Regions from separate parts of the Mus musculus genome. Here region 2 is linked to region 1. Evidence: chromatin contacts called from ENCODE Hi-C or POLR2A ChIA-PET data. All regions are on one chromosome and are shown on one strand. The core of a region is the stretch at or near the end of the contact, and the rest is flanking DNA. Distances in the headings are between cores, read along the strand shown.

Region 1 (4,478 bases), core at 1,517-4,016:
TGAAGAAAACACCTACTAACTTAGAGCTTTCAACCTCTGCGGCTGACGACTGCTGTTTCTGGTCAAGCTTGAGAGGAGAGGGCAGGCTTGAGTAAACCTTGGGAATCCACGGGTCTGTCGTTGGGAAAGACCAGAATTAAAGCCCAAGAAACAAGATACAGCAATCAACAAAGCGATATGGCAAAAGACATGCCTGCAGCAACTATGAAAAACAGCTCCCCATGGCACAGTGTGAACACCAACTCAGGAGAAGGCTGGAATCAGGTCATATGTTCAACTGATCACCACTCTGGAGTCATGCTCAACTGGTTTTCTACCTATTTATTGGACAAGAAACGAGAATCAGTGTGTCCACCTGCAGGGCTAATGAGATAAGATTTGTAAGGAGATTATTCAGATGGGGGGAGGGAGGGAGAAAGCCCAGGGTCACCTTGGCTGTGCAGCATCTCCAGCTCGGAGAGAACACTGTTCATTTATGAGAAGTATGCAGTACATACTACAAAGGACAGCAAGGCTCAGAACCAGAAAGCCAGCACAACTGGCCATGCAGCGAGGTTCAAGTCTCAGGCCAGGCTTATGAGCATCAGAAGTGTAAAGGCCACAGACTACGAGACAGAATCCTGGGCTAAGCGAAGACAGCAATGCCCTGTTAGGTTCCCATTAAACACTAAAACCAAGAGCAACTTGGGGAGGCCAGAGGTCTAATTCAGGAGTTGCCCACCTTCCCTTTTCTAAAGACTTATTTTATTATAAGCGTTGAGCCTCTAAGTGTGTGCCCATACTCCTAGAGGTCAGAAGGCAGCGTCAGATCTTGTGATGATTAGTCCTGGTTGTCAACTTGACTACATCTGGAATGAACTACAATACAGAAATGGAGGGCACACCTATGATCCAGAAGAAACAGGCTTCTGACCTGGATTTTGACATGGACATCTTGAGGCACAGTGGCCCAGGCAAGGTAGCACACCTTTAAACCCAGGAAGACTGAGGCAAGCAGATCTCTGAGTTCAAGGCCAGTCTGGGACAGACAGAGCAAGTTCCAAATCCAGGCACGGTGGTACACACCTTTAATCTGGGGCACTCCGTCTGCTGGAGGCCCACATAAGGACACTGGAAGAAGGAAGACTCACTCTTCTTCTCCTGCTTGCACTTACTTGCCAGCACATCTCTTGGAACCTACTTCTTCAGGATTCCAGCATATACAGAAGACCACCTAAAACACCCAGCCTTGTGGGACCGAGAAACTTCTAGATTCTTGGGCTTCCCATTCATAGCTAACATTGTTAGGTTAGTTGGATTATAGACTATAAAAGTCATTACAATAAATTCCCCTAATATGTAGATATCCCACAAGTTCTGTGATTCTAGAGAACCCCGACTAATATAGATCTCTTAGATTCTGGGTGCTGAGAACTGAACTCAGGTCCCCTGGAAGAACAGCAAATACTCTTAATCCCTGAGCCATGCCTCCAGCCCCCTACCTTGTCTCTCTCTCTCTCTCTCTCTCTCTCTCTCTCTCTCACTGGGAGTTTATTAAGCGAGCTGGATAGAGAGCCACAGGGTTCTGTCACCACATCTTGCTTTTTAACCTGGGTTCTGGGCATGGAAATTCATGTCCTCATGCTTGTGTGTCAAGCACTTTACAGACTGGACTATCACTTGTTTAACTCATGTACACACAGAGACAATATTTGCCCTAAAACCAGGCCATCTTAAAGGCCAGGCAGGCAACTGCTCCCTTTAAACTTCAATTTCTCCCCATCTCTGAAATAGGGAGTCGGCCCACTATAACTAGGCACAAGCTCCTTCCAGAATTCCTAGAAATCACAGGTACACTAAAAGATAAAAAAACAGCACATATCTCCACCCTCTTGGGACCCCAGGGGAAGACTATGAGTGGGCCACATGTTTCCACTGAAGCTCAAAGAATCCAAGCCATGCCCCTGCTTCGGTAGAGGCAGTTCAAGTCTCCTCACCACAGCTTCATATGAATAACTTGCAGGTGTTAGGCACTACGGTAGACACTAAACTCTTGACACAATTTGAGCAGGCTTCATATCCCTGGGCTTCGCTGGGCAGAAGCTAGGCTTTCGGGCACATAGACCCCTATCATCTCTCTTACCTCTATCTCCTAGGAGGTAGCTGCTGCAGGAAAAATCCTGACACATGCTGAGCAACCACTATACGCCAAGCCTTTTACCCCTGTAAACTTCACACACACCCTAAATTAGATTCTCTGGTATCCCTTTTGGACAGACGTGGAGCTGGGCACCACTAGGTTAAGTAGCTTGTATCTAGATCGATATTTGGGGGTTCGCGGGCACTTAGGTCTTTGGTCCTCTGAGCTCCAGGAGCCATAAGGTCCTTCCTCCGGACCTAGTTCTCGAGCCTCAGAGAAAAGCCCTCTCCCCATCAGCCAGCAGGTCTATAAGCCCTGTGCGCTGAGGACTAACCGTACCATCTGGCCGGCCCCGAGTGCCGGACTAAAAACCGGGATGCAATATCTCCAGGAACTCAAAAGGCTAGGTTTTGCCCGCGAGCGAGTCCTCAAGGAAGGCAGCCATGCCACCATCGCCCTTCCTCCATGTCCCGGGGCTCCAAGCAGTTCTCACCTGTCAGCCGACCCCGCCAACGGTCTCAACCGGCCGCCGGGAGCACGTGGAGCGGCAGCCACCCAGCGTAGCACCGCCACCGGCTCGCCCAGCCACCCCGCGCAGAACTCAATCCCGGCGGCGCGCGCCAACGCGCGTGCGCGCAGAGGCCACGCCCCTCCCAGACGGAAGTGACGGCGGCGGAAGTTGCCGATGAGCTGCCGAGGGGGCGTTGTCGGAATGGTTCCGAGGCGGTTGGAGTCCTGCAGTTGACACCGAGAGTGCGACGAGAAAGGGTGTCAGGGAGGCGGCCGGGCGAGAGCGGCCTCCGCGGGTAAGGCGGCCCGGGACACTCGACTCCCGTGGGTTGGCGCGGGTAGGGTGCGCGCGGCTTACTCGCAGCGCTGTGTGATGGGGCTCGGCGGAGCACAAAGCTAAGCTCCGGGCACCGGAGCCGGGCCTCCTCCTTCCTGCAGTCACCCTTGCTGCGGTCTGCGCCGCTCTTGGTGTCTGCGTCGCCCCGAGATAGGAGAGGCGCTTATTTCCCCGGGCCCCTAAGCCGCCCCCTGCCTCACTCACCGCGTGATCCTAGGTGCCATGGTGTTCCATCTGTAGGATGCTATTACTGCAGCGCCTACTCCTCGGGACCACGGCAGGTGCTGGGCGCGCCTCTGTGGGAAAGACAGCATCTGGTATACGTTAGTGGGCACTGTTGCTTAAATGACTGAATGAACGTCCAGCAGGCTATGAACAGTATTGTGAGAAACCTCAACCCAGGCGTGGGCGTTTGTTGGTGACAGAGACGTCTCCTGTTTGCTGTGGCTCCTAAAGCAAGGGACAACAGATGAGGTGGTTCAGATGAGAGAGCTTTAGTTTCTCACACTTCTAGAGGACGGCGGGCCATGAATGTGGTGTCATCGGGTTTGCTTGCTTTAGAGGACTGTCCTGGCTTACTGGTGGTCACTCTTGCTGTATCCCCACACAGTCTTCCCTCTGTGCCATCGCAGCTCAGGCATTTCTGCCACAGAACCCATCCGAAGAGGCTCTTTTTAATTTTTAAAATACAGTTGCCTTCTTAAGGGTGTAATTGCTACAGGTATTCAAATTCTGAGGTTCTGGAGAACGCAACGGAATGCATAAAGAGCCCATTAGGTGGTATGCCCTTGTAACACCAGCACTGGGGAGGTGGCGATAGGTGGATTCCTGAAATCAGTGAGCCTCACACCTCAGTAAGAGACCCTTTCTCAAAAAAAAACAAGGTGGACGACTCCTGAGGAACAATGCCTGAGGCTGGCTTCTGGCCTCCACACATATGCACCCTTGTCTACACAAAACATGCACATATATCTGCACATACATTCAGAAAAAGGCATAAAGATAGGCACAGTAGTTAACAACGCCTAAGGACCCCTGTAAAGCTTGATATAAACAGCTTCAGGGCAAACCTCCCACAAATCATCCACCAGTGTTAACTGCCTGACAGAATTACCCCACCAAACTCTGCCGTGGGAGCCTTTTGGTTAAAATTCTGGTGTGGGCTCCTCTTCCCTTCATTTACCTCATCCAAGCTTTTCCCCACCCCCCACTTCTCCTTGCCTTTCTCACCATGGTATTTGCATTGTTTGATGTCTTTCACAGTGATCTTTCTGCTATCATATTCTTGGTTTCAATTTTAGCTTACAGAACTAGAAGGAACCGTACAGTTCTCTAGTTCCACAGGGTCGCTCTATTCTCAAACTACATGCTGAGCACCTGTGAGGCGCCAGACACTTGCAGGTGTCAGAGCTATAGCAATCAGCGAAGGAGATGTGAGCCATGTCTTTACCATGTAAAGACGGTTGCGTTTGCCGGCTAGGCTGAGCCCCCTAATAGTTCAGTCAGCTGTGA
Region 2 (4,481 bases), core at 1,016-3,515, 40 kb before region 1:
ACTGATCAACATGCTTATAATATAATAGCAAGCACTTTACCAAATAAATCATCTCACGATCTCTTAACTGTTTAGTGAATTCAACTGACAAACTATAACACGCAAAACATGAAGCAACTGGGTTTGTTTTTTTTTGTTTGGGTTTTTTTTTTTTTTTTTTTTTGTTCTTTCTTTTTTTCATCTCACTAATATAGGCTGTCCTGGAACTCAATGTGTAGCTTTAAACTCAAGAGATCCACCTGCCTCTGTTTCCCAAGTTCTGGAATTAAGATCATTGTGTCACTATGCCTGGAGAAACAACATTTTCTTACCTATTGGTGTGAAAATTTTCTTTAAAGGTTTTAAAGAAGTCAACATAATAGGTCACAACGATGGATGCCAAAATCCAGAATCCAGAATGAATGTTAAGTCTTGGAAGAGGTCGCTCCTTTTTCTCAACAGCTGTGGGTGTTTCTATAAAATAGGGGAGATTTTGAGTTATGAACTCGCCCAGTTTTTTACACCAGATGAAGTCATCTCCTAGAACTTTCCAGTAACCAGAATCCCTCCCACTAAGGTGGGAGCTCCTTCTGTCAGAGCATCAGGATACGTGTATATATAGGGGCAGAGGCGTCACCCAGTGGTAGAATATATCTTGAGTATGCATGAAGTCTTGAGTTCTATGCCAAGAACCTACCAAACAAATAACAAAAATGGTAGATTTACATTTGCTGAAATAGTTAATAGGTACTCACTAGAAAATATGCTCAATATTACTGGTTATTGCTGAAAAATGAATCTTGGAATCGCATTTCATAATCTTCTAGCTACAGCAATGCCATCCAGAAGTATGGTATAGCACACACTTTATTTCACATTTCCTCTAGGGAAGTAATTAATTATGTTAACTAAGTAAAATGTCAAAAGCAGGGGAATGAGAGGGTTCAGCAGGTAACATGGTTGCTGCACAAACATGAGAACCTGAGTTCATCCCCAGCATCCACAGAGACAGGTGGATCCAGGGGCCAAGGGACATCTAGTCTCAAAAAAAATGTGGAGACCAAAAGAGCAAGATGCGCAATCTCTGGCCTCCAAAAGCACGTGTACCAATTAATGAGTGCGCATACACTAATAAAAGGAAAACGCCAAATACAATAAAATTTATACCAAAATATTTTAAACAGACATCAGCTTTTGGGGTAGCTCCAACATGGAGTAACACACCAGAGCTGTAGCCCCGGAAGACAGCATAGACTGCACAGTTGACAGGCGAGTCACTGCTCTCCCTGCAAACAAAATGAAGGGATTCCGACATGCCATCTCTGTATGAGGACTACTGGTTTCCAAGTGAGGTCTCTAGACTATCAGTCTGTAGAGAGGTTACTACTAACACAAATTCTTGAAGATATTCTCAAAATGCACACAAACTGCCAGTGTTTATTTTGAAAAGCTAACAAATAAAGTTCTTACAATATCCAGGTCAAACAGCTCTAAAATAAAGTGTATCTCATCCTTACCGTTCTCTAGCCTATAGGAAGCTAGCATGATTCGTTCCTATGAAATTGCTTTTTATTCTGTGCATCTACAGGCAAAAACACATAATGGAGTGTAGTTCGTACCCAAATGGTGACATGTCATAAATATTGTTCTGAGATACCTTCTGAAAACGGCCCACAGGGATACAGAAAAGTCTATCTGATGTCCAGGCAGAGATACATCTAATCCAAACTGATTTTTGCTAGCTTTCTGCTGACAGGCAGCTAAGTACATACATCCGTACCGTATTACATTGGGGCAAAGCTGAAGTGGTCGGTTTTGGTTTTAGTTTTAAAGGGGGTTTCCAAGCCGGCATTAAGTCGACTCTCCACGGAATGCGGAAATACGGCTCAGGGGAGGATGGGATGGTTGAAAGACCTGTCAGGACCCTGGACACCGACTCGCGGCCCCACTCTGGGCCCCAGAGTCTGGGGAGCCTCACCCGGCTTGGCCTCGTCCTCGCAGTCCAGCTCTACTTCGGAAGGAAACAGGTAACGCCGCCGTAGCTGCTCCCGAGCCCACGGAGCGTCCATCTTGGCGCCCGCCAGTGCGACGGAAGTGACCGCACGCAGCACTTCCGGCGCCAGGTCCAAGGGCGGAATCTCCGGACGCTCGGAATAAAACTGTATTACCTTGGCGGTTTTAGTGGGCGAAGAAACCGCACTAAATCACCAAGAAGCACTTGAACTTTAAAATACGGATCTCTGGTCTCAGGAGCAGTGGGTCCCTGTATTATTACTATCTATGGAAGCTCTAAAGGACCAAGGTTAGCGTTGCCTCTGGCTGCGCGGTCCTGAGAACATCCAGTTTCCAGCGCCTAAACGTAGAAAATAACCTTCTATCCAAGGCTAAACTTCCAAGCCCCAGTCTCCCGGTTACTCCAGCTCTGTAGGGGTTCCACCGCTAGTCTGGGATGAGTTGTAGGCAGTCCCAGGGACAGCAAAGAACCGCCAGATTAGGGGGAAACGACCTCTGAGATTAAAAGAAATTGCACTCCCCCAACATCCCTGTCAGTTTACCAGAAAGCAGGAAAGTGACAGGGTTCATATTCAGCATTCTGAGCCCCAATAATGAGCTGTTCTTCCTCATTTTTATTTATTTATTTATTTATTTATTTTTGGTTTTTCGAGACAGGGTTTCTCTGTATAGTCCTGGCTGTCCTGGAACTCACTTTGTAGACCAGGCTGGCCTCGAACTCAGAAATCCACCTGCCTCTGCCTCCCGAGTGCTGGGATTAAAGGCGTGAGCCACCATACCCGGCTTGTTTTTCCTCACTTTTAAGGTTGTTCAGAAGTATAACTCTGAGGCAGATGATACTGCCTCAAGGTCCTCAATTTTTCACTTTCATAGCTTGGATGAGTGAAAGAGCATGCAATCTGACTAACTCTGCAGGAAACTCCCTCCCAGATGTGATGACACCTTTTGCCTCCAGAGTCTGCATTCCTCTTATAAACTGCAGCTTTCCCCAGTTTCTGGGAATTCATTTTGGAAGCAATTCCCCCTTGTTCCAATTTGCTGTAAATAAGGTTTTTGTTTGTTTGTTGTTGTTGTTGTTGTTGTTTGTTTTGATTTGTTTTATTTTTCTGTGATCACTACTTTGGTATTCTGTTCATTTTGTCTCTGGTAATACTTACAGGTTGCATGGCTTTGGGCAAGGAAGGAACCCAAGACTATTTGCTTTTCTGCCTAATAGACATTATATCCATCTCTATATCTGGTTTGTTGGGCTTGAGGGAAAACCAATGGTTTAGGGATCCTGTGAGCCCTCTTCTCTCGGCTTGTGAAAAATAGCCCTCTCTGGACTGTGGGAACCAGCCTTCTTTTCCAGCCAATTGTTCCCACCACCCAGTGCCCATAATCTGCATTTCACTGGATCACAACTTATTCTTCTATCAAGAGTCCTATTGTTTATTCTCCTACTCTTTCCCTAGTGAGTCATGAGCTGAGAAAGTTTGTGCTTAACCAGTCAAGCGTGTATTGCACCTGCTATTCACTATGAACTGCCATGCCTGAGGCCGGACAATGGAGACAAGATGAGTAAGAACTGACCCTGCTCTTGAAGTGCTCCTGGTTCAAACCTGACCTCAGATATAGAAGAGAAGACAGTGCTGCTTGAAATGTCGAGGCGTGTTTCATTAATTCGAGCAGAGCAACATTTTCTGACTAGCTACTTAGAGTAAATGCTGAGGACGAGGTAGGGATGTAATGGCGGAGATAATGTCAGTCTGGTGCCATAATGGAAATCTGCCTGTGGGATGTGGGGAGTATGGAAGAGAACTGGTGTGTTCTGCCAGGGGATGTAAGGAAGGCAGAGAGGTGGGCTGAATACAGCATCACATCCCGGCAGGAAAATCTGAGCGCTCTTCCATATGGTGTGGGGGCTGATGAAGAAATAGGAAAGGGGTTGAGTTTCTCTGAATTTGTTTCTGTTGTTACTTTAGCTTTCCTGCATCCCTTGAGGCAAAGAGTAATGGCTGAGCAGCTCGGATGGCCTTTCTAAACAATAACTCCCTTTTCCTGGTTTCCTTTTCTTTCCAGGATCCTAAAGAACCAGATTCAGCTCTTCTCTGTCCTCCTCTTTTCCCCCCTGTACAAAGTTAGAAAGTCTTGTTAACAGAAAAGTCAGTTTGTCCCATCAGCTAAGAAGGGTCACTGCTGGGTCTCCCTTGAAACTGGATATTCCCAAGAGAGTCACAGCCGTTCTGGAGTTTCCATATGTGGTATATTTGGGTCAGGTCAAGTTTCCCCTGTGGTGTTTCCGAAGACTTTGTGTTTAGATCTGAAATCCTTCCAGGTATTTCCCCTGGTATTTTTAACGGTACTGCCTTTACACCATATTGATGATACTTAAAAGCTGATTGGAACCAGTCCAATATTTAATGACATCTTCTTTGCTGAGGCCCATCTCCTGGGTTCTTCAGTGTATTCATTGTGACACCTTAATTACAGATATGCGATACAGGCTA

What was found. A loop is a pair of places that touch in the nucleus more often than their neighbours do. ChIA-PET counts read pairs that join two places held with the same protein, here RNA polymerase II (POLR2A).
Region 2: a map of heart shows a loop between it and region 1 (6-fold over the local background). The contact joins the promoter of Tmem128 here to the promoter of Lyar in region 1. A Hi-C loop is called at or near these places in 6 of 37 maps with a recorded cell type or tissue (T-helper 17 cell, gastrocnemius, heart and 1 more). POLR2A ChIA-PET finds 5 or more read pairs at or near these places in 2 of 5 experiments (Patski and embryonic stem cell).

Annotation. Positions count from the first base shown.
Region 1 is chr5:38,218,770-38,223,247 of GRCm38, reverse strand. It overlaps Lyar (Ly1 antibody reactive clone), which reads right to left and starts at 2,766. Exons shown (of 9, transcript NM_025281.3): 1 at 2,613-2,766. It overlaps Zbtb49 (zinc finger and BTB domain containing 49), which reads left to right and starts at 2,794. Exons shown (of 8, transcript NM_029162.3): 1 at 2,794-2,925.
Region 2 is chr5:38,257,969-38,262,449 of GRCm38, reverse strand. Tmem128 (transmembrane protein 128) reads right to left here and starts at 2,265. Exons shown (of 5, transcript NM_025480.4): 1 at 1,958-2,265; 2 at 312-453. The coding sequence starts at 2,048.